2 separate regions of the Homo sapiens genome follow, and region 1 is linked to region 2. A link is an interaction called in ENCODE POLR2A ChIA-PET data of the cell type or tissue named here. Cell type or tissue: PC-3. All regions are shown on one strand. Each heading gives the region's core, and the rest is flanking DNA. Links, peaks and the distances in the headings are about the cores only.

Region 1 (8,771 bases), core at 2,895-5,394, 120 kb before region 2:
GGGTATACTGAGTCATTGGCAGTACCGAGAGGAGAACTCAGGTTTCCCCATTTCAGGTCCAGTGTTTCTTTCCCCCATATCTGCCATCCATCCCTCCTTCCAATAAAGGGCTATTGAGTACCCATTATGTGCCAGGAATTATGGTGAGAGCTGGGGATACAGAGGTGCCTAATAGACAACTCAGCCTTCATGCTGCCTACCTGTGCACATTGGCTACATGGATTAATGAACTCCCCTGCCCTCTGCCACCATCAGTGGGCACAGAATTGGTAAGTGTTGATGGGAAGATAAATGAAGAAGGATGTCTGTAACACAGGCTGCCACTTACCCATCCACCAACCCAACCTGAGCAGTAACACTTGCTATGGGGGAATGCACATGAGAATATTGGGAACATGGCAGGATTGGGGGGCGGGGCAGGTTGTGGGGCAGGAAGTAGAAGGAAAAAAGAAGCACAGGTCTCTGAAAGCAGGTTTAGGAAGACACTGAAGCCAAACCTCCCTCCTCTTGTTGTAGCTGAAGGAGAGGAACCAGGCGTGTACTTGAGCCAACTTAATGATGAGTCTTGCTTAAGACTCTACTTCTCTAGAGGATCAAGGAAGCTCTGGCACTGAATACAAGAATAGGAGGAAGCTGGACTCAGCAGCCGTCCCCAGCCTCCCACCTCTTGGGCTCAGCAGCTGTGCACCTCCCTGCTCCTGCACCCTGGACCCCTCCCTCCACAGGGCTCCCAGCCTCAAACAGTCAAGCTCACAAGTTGGCTGGGGCCAGCTTTCCCAGAAACTAGAAAGCTATGCTATGCATCTATCGTCTGTGAATCACTGCCCTCAGGTCATTAAGGAAACTTATTGGAGGTCTGATAGCTACAACGAGCTTAAAAGAAAAACTAAAACTTTTTCATGAACTGATAATAACTAGTTGAAAGTTTCAACTGTTCTCCCAAAGGAGTCAAGGGTGGTGTTATTTGAGCATAGTAAGATTGCCTCCTCTTCTAAGAAGTCATGTCAGAGAGCTAAGTACGTACCCCTGGAGACTCCAGCCCCATTGCCAATGAAACTATCTCGTACTAACTCTGCCTCTTCCCCCTTGGAGCTGAGGTCTGCCGAGGGGCTTCCAGGGAGAGTGTTCCTATTCTATAAAGAGCTACCCCTCTCTAGATTCCAGGATGCCTAGGCACTAGAGAGGGAAAGCCCTTTATAGAGTTCCTCTGTGTTTCCGGCTGCCAGGATGCCTAGGCACTAGATCCCCTCACAGGCCTGAGAGCCTCCCAAAACCACTGTACACACATATGCCCCTGATCCGATGGGGCGACTGAAATTCTTACCACTATTCGAGTCATTTCTCTGATCTACTCTCTAAAAGCCCCTATAAAAGCACAAATCATATACTATACAAATTATTACACAGCCCATCGTAGAAGTTTAGTTGGCTTTATTGGCTCCAGGGCTGAATGTTTTGCCCTAAGGCAGCGAATCAGAATCACTGTGGGTGAGGCTTAGGCATTTTACAATTTGTCCTGGAGATTTGAATGTGCAACCAGGATGAGGAACTGCTGCCCTCAGGGAGCGGTGCACAGAAGGGGAAAAAAGAGACTTAGGTCCCGGCCCTCCCCTGCTCCAGTCTAGACCAGCTCTGTGCCATGTTAAGAATGCCATTTGTAGGCTGGGCGTGGTGTCTCAAGCTTGTAATCCCAGCACTTTGGGAGGCCGAGGCAGGCAGATCAACTAAGGTCGGGAATTCGAGACCAGCCTGACCAACACGGAGAAACCCAGTCTCTACTAAAAATACAAAAATTAGCTGGGTGTGGTGGCGCATGCCTGTAATCCCAGCTACTCGGGAGGCTGAGGCAGAAGAATCGCTTGAACCCGGGAGGTGGAGGTTGCGGTGAGCCAAGATCCTACCATTGCACTCCAGCCTGGGAGACAAGAGCGAAACTCTGTCTTAAAAAAAAAAAAAAAAGAACTCCACCTGTCTCTTTGGCTTTCAGTTTGGACTTTCTTCTGGAAAATGAAAGAATGGGACTTGATGATCTTTGAGGTCCTTTCCATAGTCCTCAGCCTCTTGGCCAGAACCAAAAGATGAGTCTCTTTCAACTGCAACATTTTGTGACTATACAGGTTATTTTATGATTAGAAGAGCCAAATGGAGACTTTCTGGGAGTCCCTGAAGTCAAAACTGGCCAGGTTAACCCTCCTGTCCTTCATACAATTCCTTTTACCTGTTTACTGGCCATCAAACTCAGTGTTAAACCAACCTAACAGAAGGCAATGGCAACATCAAGGGCTGCTCCTAGCTATAAAAGGTGCATTAATCTTCGTAATGGTCCATCTTCCCCAGACCACTTCCTCCATCTGGACATTTATGGGACGGTGAATCAAGGGTTGCCCAGGAAGGTCTCTGTGCAATGCCAGCTCTGGCAGGTCACAATGTTCTGAGAGGGTTCTGAGTCCTAACCAAGAAGAGGCTTCTGCAGGCCAAGCTCCCGAAGGCTTCAGGGAGAAAAATGTCGTTATTCACTTTCTTCTGTCCAGGTCACAGTATGGCAGAAGAGGGACACATGTCCCCACTCTTCTTTGGCAAGTAATAATGCCAGAAGAATTTTGAATTCATCCTTTCGCAAAAATGGGAGATTGTTAAATAAAGATACATTGATAAATATGTATTCTGAGAAACACATTTTATTTTTCATGATAGATCTGTTCCTGAAAACATGGTGTTCAAGTTGAACATATGAAAACAGAACTTCTTTCTTCTTCAATGGAAGTGACACCTAACAATTTGGATTTAGATTTCTCTGCCTCTTACATCTACTGCTTGATAATGTAGAAACCAACATTCAAATCCAGGGAAGCAAATCCTTTTTTAAAAGATTTGATTAAATTATCTGAGGATAAATTGTGCCTTGTTTTTTATTTTTAACTATATTTTTGAGAGGGAGCTTCACAAACTCTTTATTATTCCCTTAAGATCCAACTTTTGGTTCTTATGACATCAGTTTCAGATGAGGACGCACAAGTCACTGTTCCCATTACTATATTGGGAGGGTGGGGTTCTGAAAATGTGCAATGTGAGTGGTGAGTCTTTGCTGGAAGGGTACTATCTTCTCATCTACCAAAGGGAAGGTGAGTAGAAAATTCCTAAAACTAAAAAATCAAGAAGTGGCAGTATCTATTTGTTATTTAAAAATATCAAGGTTAATAGCAAATAAATCTACTAAATTGAATTTAAAATGATGACCTACATCAAGAAATACCATAAGTCAAGTAAAAAGATCAGTGACAAAATGGGAAAAAATATTTGCAACTTAAATGTCAGACAAAGGTTAATTTCCATGGTATATAAAGTTTCTCAAAAAGGATAATTAAAAAGGTCAGCAATCACAGAAGAATCAGCTAGAGATATCAATAATTATTAGAAAAAGAAATGCAAATGGCCCTTAACATTATGAAAAGATGTCCAACCTCACTTAAAAGGCATTCAAATCAAAGCTAAACTGAGATACTATTTTAGACTTATCAAATTGGCAAAAATCCAAAATTTAAGAATACTCTGTTGGCAAGACTGGGAAAACAGACACTCTCATGCATTCCCAGTCATAATGCAAATTGGTTCAATCCCTACAGAGGATAATTTGGCAATATATAGCAGAATTGTTTATGCATATACCCTTAACCCAGGAATCTCACTTCTAGGCGCCTAACACAAAGATTATACTAGTGAAATATGAAAAGATACACACACACACACACACACACACACAAAAAAAACATACATACATATATATCTTTATACATAGATCTATTTATCTATGTATAGAAAGAGGCAATTTATTATAGCACTATTTGTAATAGCAAGACTGGATACAATCAGAATGCCTGTCAAAGGTGACTGGATGAATAAAGTATGGTACTTCCATACACTGGAGTATTAAAAAAACTGCAAAAAGGAAAGAGAAACATCTCTGAATTCTCCCATGAAGTAGTCTGCAGGATATGTTAAATGAAAAAAAGAATTACAAAAAATATACAGTATGCCACTTACATCAAAAATGTCTTGCCATGCCAGAAAGCAATAGAGCTATCAAAGAATGCTAAGACTTTATAGAAAGGACTCAGGATAAAATGGCACAGCCAATTTTGAAAAAGTTTGGCAGTTCCTCAAAAACGTGAACAGAGTTATCGTATAACCCAGCAATTTCATTCCTAAGTATATACCCCCAAAATTAACAACGTATGTCCACACAAAAACTTGCACATGAATGTTCACTAGCAGCATTATTTGTAACCTGCCCAAGGTGGAAACAACCCAAATGTCTATTGACTGATAAAAGATAAAATGTGGTATATCCATACAAGGGAATATTATTTATCCATAGATAGGAAGTACTGCTACATGTTAAAATATGGATGAACCTTGAAAACACTCTGCTAAGTGAAAGAAGCCAGTCACAAAAGGCCACATATTATATGATTTCATTTGCATGAAACGCCCAGAACAGGAAAATCTGTAGAGACAGAAAGTAGATTGGTAGTTGTCAGGAGCTGGGAGTGGGAGGGGGAATGGGTAGCGACTGCTAATGGGTATGTGGTTTCTTCTTCGGGTAAGGCAGTTATCCTGAAATTAGATGGTGGTGATAGTTGCACAACTTTTTGAATATACTAAAAACCATTGGCCGGGCGTGATGGCTCACGCCTGTAATCCCAGCACTTTGGGAGGCTGAGGGGGCGGATCACAAGGTCAGGAGATTGAGACCATCCTGGCTAACATGACTAAAAATACAAAAAATTAGCCGGGTGTGGTGGCAGGCACCTGTAGTCCCAGCTACTCGGGAGGCTGAGGCAGGAGAGTGGTGTGAACCTGGGAGGCGGAGCTGGCAGTGAGCCGAGATTGTGCCACTGCACTCTAGCCTGGGCGACAGAAAGAGACTCCCCCGCAAACAAACAAACAAACAAAAAAACCCATTGAACTGTACAATTTAAAATGGTGACTTTTATGGTATATTGAATTGTTTCTCAATTAAAAAGGCATATACATTAGGGCTGGGCATGGTGGCTCATGCCTGTAATCCCAGCACTCTAGGGGGCTGAGGCAGGAAGACAACTTGAGTTCAGGAGCTCGAGACCAGCCTGGCCAATACGGTGAAATCCTATCTCTACTAAAAATACAAAAATTAGCGGGGGCATGGTGGTGGGCACCTGTAATCTCAGGTACTCAGGAGGCTGAGGCAGGAGAATCGCTTGAACCCAGGAGGTGGAGGGTGCAGTGAGCCGAGATCATGCCAGTGCACTCCAGCCTGGGAGACAGAGCGAGACTGTCTCAAAAAAAAAAAAAGATATATACACTAAATTTTTAAAGAAAATATTCATTGATAAACAAAAAACAACACAAAAGGACTAAGGTACCAACATAAATCAGCTCCATTTGCCAAAGTCGGGACAATTTGAGCATCAAAGTAGTAACTATAAGTGACTCAAACATATAAAATATGTTTAAATCCATGATTTGGCCAGGCGTGGTGACTCATGCCTGTAATCCTAGCACTTTGGGAGGCAGAGGCGGGTGGATCACGAGGTCAGGAGTTCAAGACCAGCCTGGCCAAGATGGTGAAACTCCATCTCTACTAAAAATACAAAAAAAATTAGCCGGGCATGGTGGCACACACCTGTAATCCCAGCTACTCCGGAGGCTGAGGCAGAGAATTGCTTAAACCTGGAAGGGCGGAGGTTGCAGTGAGCCGAGATCGTGCCACTGCACTCCAGCCTGGGCAACAGAGCAAGACTCTGTCTCAAAAAAAAAAAAAAATCCATGATTTGAAGAATTCCAGAAAACAAATTTATTATCTTGAAAACTATTAATAATAGAAAAAGAAGCATTTATTCTGTCTTTTCTGTACAAACTATGCCTAAGGATAACCAAATAGTTAATGAGAGAAGATTCTCTTTACAGAATTATTTAAAGTAATAAACAATGAAGCAATAATAGAATATGATCATTTTGCAATTCTGATGAATTATTGGATCTGTGCAATAATTAACAATGGCTGATAACATCACAGAAAGAGAGACAATCACACATTACATATGATGCACCCAATAACACCTATGAAACACTCTTGCTAAAAAACTAAACTAAACAAATCTAACCAGAATCTAATCAGGCATCAGCAAACAAAGAAACTTGTTAAACAACTTAACAGGGATGCAATTTTGAAAACATACATCATGGGAAATTCTACAAAACAATCTGGTTTCTTCAACAACAACACTGCAAGGAACAAAGCATACAAAGGGATGGCAGTGTAATCTACAAATCACAGACCTAAGAGACACATTAAACAATGCCAGTGCATGAACCTTATTTGAATCTGGATTCAAACAAATAAACCACTAAAAATTTAAAGACAATAAAACATTGTTTTTAGACAATTAAGAATTTATGAACACTGACAAAATATGTGATAATGTTAATGAATTATTAATAGTTTTAGAGATTGTGATGGTTAATTTTATGTATCAACTTGACTGGGCCATGGGGGTCCAGATATTTGGTCAAACATTATTCTGAGTATGTTTGTTAAACATTATTCTGGGTGTGTTTTTGGATGAGGTTAACAGTTAAATCAATAAACTGAATAAGGTGGATTGCTCTTCTTTGATGCAGGTGGGCCTCATCCCATCAGTAAAGGCCTGAATAGAACAAACAGGCAGATCCTCCCTTGAATAAAAGGGAACTCTTTGTGCCTTACTGCTTACACTGGGAAATGTTGTTTTCCCATCTTGAAGCCCCAGTTGGAAAATCTGTTCTCCTTGAGTCTCAAGCCTGCTGGCTTTCAGACAGGAACTGACACCATTAGCTCTCCTGGTTCTCAAGCTTTCAGACTCAGACTGGAACTATACTTTGCCTCTCCTTGGTCTCCAGCTTGCCAATTGTAGATTTTGGGATGTCTCAGCCTCTATAAATTATGTACCTAATTTCTTATAACAAATCTCCTCTCTCTCTTTCTTTACACACACACACACACACACACACACACACACACACACACACACACAAATCTCCTATTGGTTCTATTTCTCTGGAGAACCCTGACTAATACAGGGATGGTAAGGTGTTATAGTTATAGTTAAGAGTCCTTATCCTTTAGAAATACATATATGAAATACTTACAGATAAAATGATATGATGTCTGACATTTGCTTCAAAATAATCTTAGGATGGAAGGAAATGGATAAAGATTTAGATGAAACAGACTGGCTATCTGTTGGTAATTGTTAAAGCTGGGTGATGGAAGCATGGGGTTTCCTCATGCTATTCTCTCTGCTTTTGTATATGGATACAGTTTTCTTTAGTGAAAAAGTAAAAAATGGAAGAAAACGAAAAATAGGAAATTGAAAAATATTAGTAGTATGGGGAATTACTTTTTCTCATAACCACTACTGTAGAATAATTTGACTCTTTATAATATGTGTGTGTGTAAAACTAAGTATCTTTTAAAAATTAAAAAGTGAAGAGAACCTACCATAAATATAATATGTAATGGTGAAACTTTAGATGCATTCTCATTAAAGGTAGAAACATCAACGATTCCTGCTCTTTGACATTGTACTGGAGTCTTAGCCTTTGCAATAAGACAAGAAAAAGAAGAGCTAAATAGAATAGGAGAAAAAAATTATTGTTGTTTGCAGACAATACTGTATGTATAGATAATCCAAAATTATTTACAAACTGCAGGAAAACTGCTGGATATAAGAGCAAGACACAAAAATCAATATTGTTCCCATATATTGGGAATAACCAATAGTAATTAGAAAATGTGGTATAACAAAATTATATACACAATGGCAACAGAAACTGTAAGGTACATAGAAATAAATCTATCAAAAGGTGGGAAGACATTTTTGAAGAAAATTATAAAACATTATTGAAGGACATAAGAATAGACCTGAATGAAATCATAAATATATCAATTATTTCCCAAATTAATCTCTAAAGTCAATGCCTCAAACCAGAAACTCAATAACAGAACTTTTTTGGAACCCAATAAACTGATACCAAATTTCACCATTTCAAAATTTTGAGAAACATTTTAAAAATAAGAACAAAGGGAGGCTTGTTTTTACCAAGAATTAAGGCTCATTAGAAAGCTGTTGTACCTAAAATAGTGAAATATTGGGATAGGGATAGAAAAATAAATTAATAGAATAGGCCAGAGATTCCAGAAATAGCCTCATATAAAATTTGAAATAATGTATTATACAGATGATAGTTGAGAAATGATGGACAATTCAATAAATGGAGTAATTGGCTTGCCCTGCTGGGGAAAAAATGAAGTTAGATTCTTACTCAACACATAATAGAAAAATAAATTCCAGTTGGATTAAAGCTCTAAATATGAAAAACAAAAGTTAAATTTGTTAGAAGAACATACAGGGGGAAATATTTCTATTCTCAAGGTACAGAACACAAGACACAAAAAGCCAAAATAATAAAAGGAGGAATTGATTGCATCATAATTTAAATTTTCTGTGTAACAAAAGACCCCATCCAAAGCAAAAAGATAGTGACAGATTAGAGAAGATATTTTCAACATATCAGAATATATACAGGTCCTACAATTTGATAAGAAAAACAATCTAATAAAAAGTTGAGCAGAAGATATGAATGATTTACAGAAGAGAAAATCCAAACAACAAATAAATACAAGGAAAGATACTCAAAATACTCAGTAATCAGAGAAATAAAAAAGCAAAATGAGATGCTATTTTTACACC
Region 2 (6,986 bases), core at 237-2,736:
GGCACCCAGAGTCCCCTTGTGACATTGACAGAGTGCCTTCTGGGATGGAATTGTGTTGGCCTAAGGGTCTCATCAGGGGAAGCTTGGCCCCTGGAGTAGGAAATTATCACTCCTGTTCTAAATCATAAATATTTCTCCTTGCCCAGTGCTGCAATGCCAGGGGAGCCAATGAATAGAGTCGGACGGATCTGGGTTCTATACCCAGTTCTTGACCCAGGTATCCATTGGGCTTCAGTGGCATTTTGTAAACTGCAAGTGCTCTATAATTGCTAGGTATTATGTATTAATACAAATAATTTCTTTGGGCTTACAGATCAATCTCCCACCACAAAGGTCCCACGGAGATAGTAACTTGTCTGTATCTTTAGACCTACACAGTGCTGGGGCTTAGTAAGCATGCACTGCCTGTGCCAGACAGATGAACAGATGGATGGATGAGTGGATGGATGGCTGTTCATGGAAACCTCTAGAATCCCAGCATTGGTCAGGCTCTTTAGTGGGATACAGAGAGGTGTGAGGCACAGCCCTGCCCTTCAGGCATGGACAGTCTACTCAAGGAGACAAGATCCTCAAATAACCTAAAGAACAAGAGCGCCAAGCCTCCTGAAACCAGGGCTGTAGGTACACTTCCCAGAGGGAGCAGGTCTAGACCTGCTAGGGTTGAGGTGGGTAAGGCGGAATTGTGAACATTACTGGGAGGCAACAAAGCCTTGTGCTCTCTACATAGCCTCTTTTCACAGACAAATTTTGCTTCCAAGATTGTAGGTCCCATTATTTTTTAGGGTGGATATATTTGTCCTTTTCCAAGGTATGGGATCAGGAGGGGAGGTGCTGAAAGTGGACAAGAGCCTGGAAAGATAGTATGATGGGGGCGGGAGACTCTGTCTGCTTCAGAATCCTTACCTGCCCCTGCTCACTCGTCTCCTGTCAGCAGAAGTGATACCCCACCCAATGCAGATGCGACAGAAGATTGTACCTGGTTTCAGGTTGGAGCCAGCGGGGTAAGGAGAGAAAGGAAGTGAGAAATGAGAGGGAAGGGGGTTCCAGCGTTCTTGGAGGGCTGGTGCCAGGCACTGGGGCTTGGCAACAGCTCAGTCCTTCTTACTCCACAGGGGCTGAGCTACACTGTAGCTTTGGCAAATGGGCAGGACCAGGACTCCAGGCTTAGAAGTGCTGCCAGACAAGAAGGGGAAAGAGCTGGGGACCTCCAGTGGGGAGTCAGTCACCGCAAGTTCTGCTCTGTGTGGACCGGGGCTGGCTGAAGGCAGAGTCCTGCATTTCAATCCTGCTTTTCACTGTTACTTAACAGTAGAGGATGACTCAGCCTAGCCTCTAGGAGGATTCCTTGGTTTGAAGCATCTGAGTCAGCTGAGTGGGTGGAATGAGGCTTAGTGACAACACTACACTTTTTACAGATAAAGGATAAAATGGAAATATTATGAACAACTTATTCCTATACATTTCACAGCTGAGATGAAATAGAAAAATTCCTTAATGATACACATTACCAAAGTTATCTCAAAAAGAAATAGATAAGCTGTATAGTCCTACGCTTCTTTAAAAATTGAATTCATAGTTAAAAAGTTTCTAATAAAAAACTTCAATTCTAAAAAAAAAAAAAGACGGCTACTGCCAAAGCCCAGCAGAGATGACATGGAAAGGGACTCCAACCACTGTATGAGATCTGCGTGTGCCTCCTAGGTGAGCCAGGCTGCGTCACCCCACAAACCGCCCCCACTTCCCACGGACCTGGTCCCAGTCACTCTTTGTTGCTCCTAGTGAGGCTGGGCCCAAGGACTGGGCTCTTATAAAATAGCAGCCTCAGCAAACTCCTGCCCTTCTAGGATAGGGTAGGGGAACCTGCAGTAGCAGCACACCCTGAGTGAGCATCTAGGGGAAAGGAACCAGGGAGGGGGTGGAATGTGGGAGCCCAAAGTTAAGGCCGAGGTAACTTACCAGGATCTTGAGCACTTTTTGTGTGGCCCTCAGGAGAAATACTCCTAGGAGCGGGAGGCAGCTCCATGGGGCAGGTCTGGCTCTACCTTTCATGGATGTGGAAGAGATGACTCAAGCACAGGGTGGTGCTTGGCATAAATGACCTTTGAAGTCCTTGCAGGAGTGTGCTGGAGCAGGCTCCACGCTGGTAGCTTGAAGTCAGCCATGGTGGAAGTGTTTACACCATAGGAAGTGGCAAGCATGACCAACCAGGGCCCTGGCCTCTAGACTCACCCCCTCTCCCAGCTGGTAAACAATTATCTGGATCCTTCCCAACTTGGGGACCAGTGCTGTGTTATAAGATCATGACACATGTCACCTGCAGAGGAAGCCACAGCCACGAGTGATGTCCATTTTACCCATGAGGGAACAGACGCCCCAAGGTTCAGTAACCCATCCAAGGCCACAAATGTGTGGAGCCAGGATGAGAATTCTGAGTCCCAAACTCATGATCACTCCATGGCACCAGACATCCTCACTCTCTTGCTCACAGAAGTAATTTGTCCTATCTGAAAATCACGCTCAAATTGCTTTGGGCTGCCATCCACACATCTTTTTAAAGAAATGTTAAGTGATTATTTGATATTCTTAAATTACAAAACAACTTAGGCTTGTGTAACAAATTTTAAAACAAAACATATATAACATAAAATGATAGCTCTTAGCCTCTAATCTACCTTTCCCATCCCTCTTATGAATCATTTAGTGTATATCTCCCCTTAGCTTTCTTATCACACTATATAAAACGTTCAGTGATTTTCTTTTTTCTTACTTAAAGCCATCACGTGTAGCTTCCCACTTCATTATTTCATCTTTTTAAAACTGCCCTTGGCCAGGCGTGGTGGCTCACACCTGTAATGCCAACATTTTGAGAGGCCTAGGTGGGAGGATCACTTGAAGCCAGGAGTTTGATACCAACTGGGGCTACAAAGCATGATCCTGTCTCTACAAAAAATGAAAAATAAAAAATCTGCCTGGCATGGTGGCATACACCTGTAGTCCCAGCTACCTGGGAGGTTGAGGGGGGAGGATCACTTCAGCCCAGGAATTTGAGGTGGCAGGGAGCTATGATCATGCCACTGCACTCCAGCCTGGGCAAAAGAATGAGGCCCTGTCTCTAAATAGACAGATAAATAAATAAATAATAAAACAGCTAATTGTTCCAGAGTATTAATGGATCAGAATTGATGTAGAGAGTGTCATATTGATGGACAGTTAGATTACCCCAATGCTTTAGTAATCATCTGTACAAATATGTGTTTGAGCATATGCATGAGTATTTCTGTAGGACAGATTCCTAGAATGAGAACCTAGGCTGTGTGCATATTACGTTTTGATATTGTCCAATTACCTTCCAAAAAGACTGTGCTAATTCATACTCTATCAACAATATATAAGAGTGTTTCCCTAACACACTTGCCAACCCTAAATATTGTTGTCAATCTTTTTAAAATTTTGCCACTCTACTGGGTGAAAATAAATGGTATTTTGAAATGTTAATTTCCTTGATAGTTAGTAAGGTTGAGTATCTTTTCAAAGCTTACTAATTCTTTATAAGATTTCAATTGGTAACTTGTTCACGTTCTTTGCCCATTTTTGATAGGTGTGTTGCCTTTTATTATCTGTATGAGTGCCTTACACATTGTGCATAGCGACCTGTTATATGTCTCACACACACCTTCTACCTTCCTCGTCCTGCCCCAGCTTTCCCTTCCTAAGCACGCCGCTGGCCTCCCTGCATCAAACCCTCACCCATCCAGCCCCTGAGCTCTCTAACAGGGGCACTATGGAGCAAGGCGTGTGAGTCTCATTCTAGTTTTACAGACAGTAGAACCCAGTAGTTAAGAGAGCTGGCTCTGGGGTTAGGCCTGGACTCCAATCCCAGCTTCAAACCCTGCTCTAACACGTGCGGGCTTTCTGTCTTTAAGGCTGAACTGCTTAACTGCTCTAAACATCTGTTTCTTCAATGGTAAAACAGATAATAATAGTATCAATCTCACAGGCTATCTTTGTGTGCAATAAAATAGCTAGCATTTCTTGAGTCCTTAATTTGTGCCAGTAAATGTATCACAATATGCTATGAATATTGTATTCTATGTGTTCAATGTATTATAATAACGTATTGTTTACCCCTGACAATGCTATTGTGTATTTGTGTATTCACAAAGCCCTCAGCACAGTGCCCACCAAACAAATGTTAGCTTGTAACGTGAGACGTACTCCAGCCCTGCTGCATGGTCGTGTGACAGCGTGTGAAAGCATTGCCCTCTGCCTAGCATGCCGCGTCTCTGACCCTGTGGCCAGTCCTCACACATAGCTCCTGTTGGGCAGCTCCAGTTCTCTCCACCCCCACTGTATCTCTCTGCCACTTTGGCAGCCTTTCTCTGCCTCCTCCAACTCTCCTAGGGTTTTGTTGAAATTCACCAAATCTGAGCCCAGTGCCCTAGATTCCTGTGCACACAGATTCCATGGGTTCAAACTCTGGTGATTAGGAGGCATGACACAGGAAAGCCTTCTCAGCATTTTTTGTTTGTTTATTTGTTTGTTTGAGACCGAGTCTTGCTCTGTCACCCAAGCTGGAGGGCAGTGGCATGATCTCGGCTCACTGCAACCTCTGCCTCCCGGGTTCAAGTGATTCTCCTGCCTCAGCCTCCTAAGTAGCTGGGATTACAGGTGTGAGCCAACAAGCCTGGCTCATTTTTTTGTATTTTTAATAGAGATGGGGTTTCACCATGTTGACCAGGCTGGTCTCGAACTCCTGACCTCATGATCCGCCCACCTTGGCCTCCCAAAGTGCTGGGATTACAGGCTTGAGACACGGCACCCAGCCTGCCTTCTCAGCCTTTGATTCAAACACTAGCTCTTCCATTTACTCCCTGTGCAGGCTTGGGTGAGTTGTGATTACTCAGCTTCTTGGAGCTTGGTTGTACTTGTCTCAGAGGGTAATAGTGAAGATGGCCTGCCCTCGGTAGAATACTTAGCACAGCCCACTGCAGGGGCTCAGCCAGTGCTGCCTCTTCTCCCGCTTCTTCCTGCCTGCCTTTGGTTCTGACTCTCTTTCTAAGGCATTGTGTTGCTTTTTAAAGCTAAGTTAGCACGTTGTATCAATGCCTTTAGGAAACAGCTTCCCTTTGCTCCTAGGACCCTTCCAAAGTGATAACAAATACTTCGAGAGCCATGCTTTTTCAGGGGTTTCTGAACCATTTCTCTCTTGGCTGATTTCCCTCGTGGACAGCAGCATCCATTACAAAATGCCAGCCCAGGTTCAAGCCTTGAATTGCCTTCTTTGTTGGAATATAGGAAATGTTTGCTGAGTGAATGAATGAATGAATGAATGAGTCAGTGCCAGGATCTTTGGTCAGATATTTACAGCCCGTCTTAATCTTGCTTCCTTTCCAGCCTTTCCTCCCTTTACACCTTTCACCTCACCCTTCCCTGAAGCAAATCGCCCACTTTCCCCATTCATCTCTTCCCAAGGCTTTGGTTATTTCATTCCCTCCCCAACCACATGCTTCATTTCTTCAGGACCTAGTTCTGCTGAATTCTCAAGCACTTTCCCTGTGCCTCTCCTGCGGTGCTGTGTACTTTCTCTCTGGTGTCATCACTCAGCCACTGTCCTTTCTTCCTTGGTGACTCCGTGTGGTGGGTTCCTATTTGCTCCATCTCTGTGCTGTTCCCAGTGTCTAGTGCAAGGCTTTGCATGTGGTAGGCATGTAGGCATTTGCTGCATGAACGTGTGAACCATCAAGAAGACCCATTTCTCACCATGCCAACCCAGCATTCCTGGGTTAGAGCAGAAGTTCCAGTGCCACCAACTCCAGGTCCTAGGACAAACAGCTCTGAGTAGAGCTTCAAATCGCCTTTGGTCTATGATATGGTTTGGCTGTGTCCCCACCCAAAATCTCATCTTGAATTGTAATCTGAATTGTAATTCCCATGTGTTGGGGAAGAGACCTTGTGGGAGGTGATTAGATCATGGGAGTGGTTTCCCCATGCTGTTCTTATAATAGTGAGTGAGTTCTCAGAAGATCTGATGGTTTTATAAGGGGCTTTTCCTCACTTTGCTCTACACTTCTCTCCCCTGCTGCCATGTAAAGAAGGATGTGTTTACTTCCCCATCCACCCATGACTGTAAGTTTCCTGAGGCCTCCCCAGCCATGCGGAACCAATTAAACCTCTTTCCTTCATAAATTACCCAGTCTCAGGCAGTTCTTTATAGCATGAGAACAGATGAATACAGTCCATGACATGGTTCATGAAGGGGACACTAACAATCCTAAATCTCTGGGGGCTTCCCATTTTAACTTTGTGTCCCAAGCACAGCTCTCATGGCCAATGAGGTCCAGCTCCAGCAGATAAAGCATTTTTCACCAAGAAGGCATCTTGAGTCTTTGGGGCTCAGCTGGCTCATTCTCCAGTTGGAAAGCCAAGACTCAGAGAGGGGAAGTAACTGGCCCAAGGTCACAAAGTGAGAACCAGAACCAAGGCCTCAGGATGTCCTATTTACAGCTTTTTCCAAGTAGCAGGGGAAACACAAGCTGACCAACTTTTGACACCTCATCTGAGCAGAGTCAAGTCAAGGTTTACTCAGCATGCTTAGTGCATCCAAAGACAAAAGAACCAGGAATTGGGGATAGTGCATATGCATATGTGCATATATGGGTGAAACAAAGGGCCAGTTAAGCATGTATCCTACAACAGTTTTGCTTTACCTTGTTAAACACACACACACACACACACACACACACACACACACACACTATACATTTACATTTCTCTTATAGGAACAAGACATATTTATTGTAAAAAAAAAAAAGAATGTATTAAAAAGCATAGAGAAAAAAATTAAAATAATGTAATTTCCTACCAACCAGAATAACTTACATTTTTTAATTGACAGATAAAAATTGTACACACTTACCATGTACAACCTGTTGTTTTGAAATATGCACACATTGTGGAATGGCTAAATTGAGGTAATTAACATCTGC

The links. Peaks named below come from ENCODE experiments on the same cell type or tissue, not always from the same donor. Only the 100,000 strongest peaks of a DNase experiment are listed, where the experiment ranks them.
Region 1: POLR2A ChIA-PET joins it to region 2 with 5 read pairs; 2 of 35 experiments call an interaction of 5 or more read pairs at or near these places.

What each region holds. Positions count from the first base shown.
Region 1 is chr1:206,120,330-206,129,100 of GRCh38, reverse strand. AVPR1B-DT (AVPR1B divergent transcript) reads right to left here. Exons shown (of 3, transcript NR_186693.1): 3 at 2,296-2,611. LOC105372869 (a long non-coding RNA gene) reads left to right here. Exons shown (of 3, transcript XR_922476.3): 3 at 2,695-2,895. Among named protein-coding and RNA genes, the nearest start is that of AVPR1B-DT, 6.9 kb to the right of the region's middle. In PC-3, for the core only: no CTCF peak of the experiment used is centred there; no DNase peak of the experiment used is centred there; H3K27me3 peaks cover 659 bases.
Region 2 is chr1:205,995,913-206,002,898 of GRCh38, reverse strand. All of the region lies in intron 1 of RAB7B (RAB7B, member RAS oncogene family), which reads left to right. Among named protein-coding and RNA genes, the nearest start is that of RAB7B, 4.0 kb to the left of the region's middle. In PC-3, for the core only: no CTCF peak of the experiment used is centred there; a DNase peak (open chromatin) is centred at 1,318.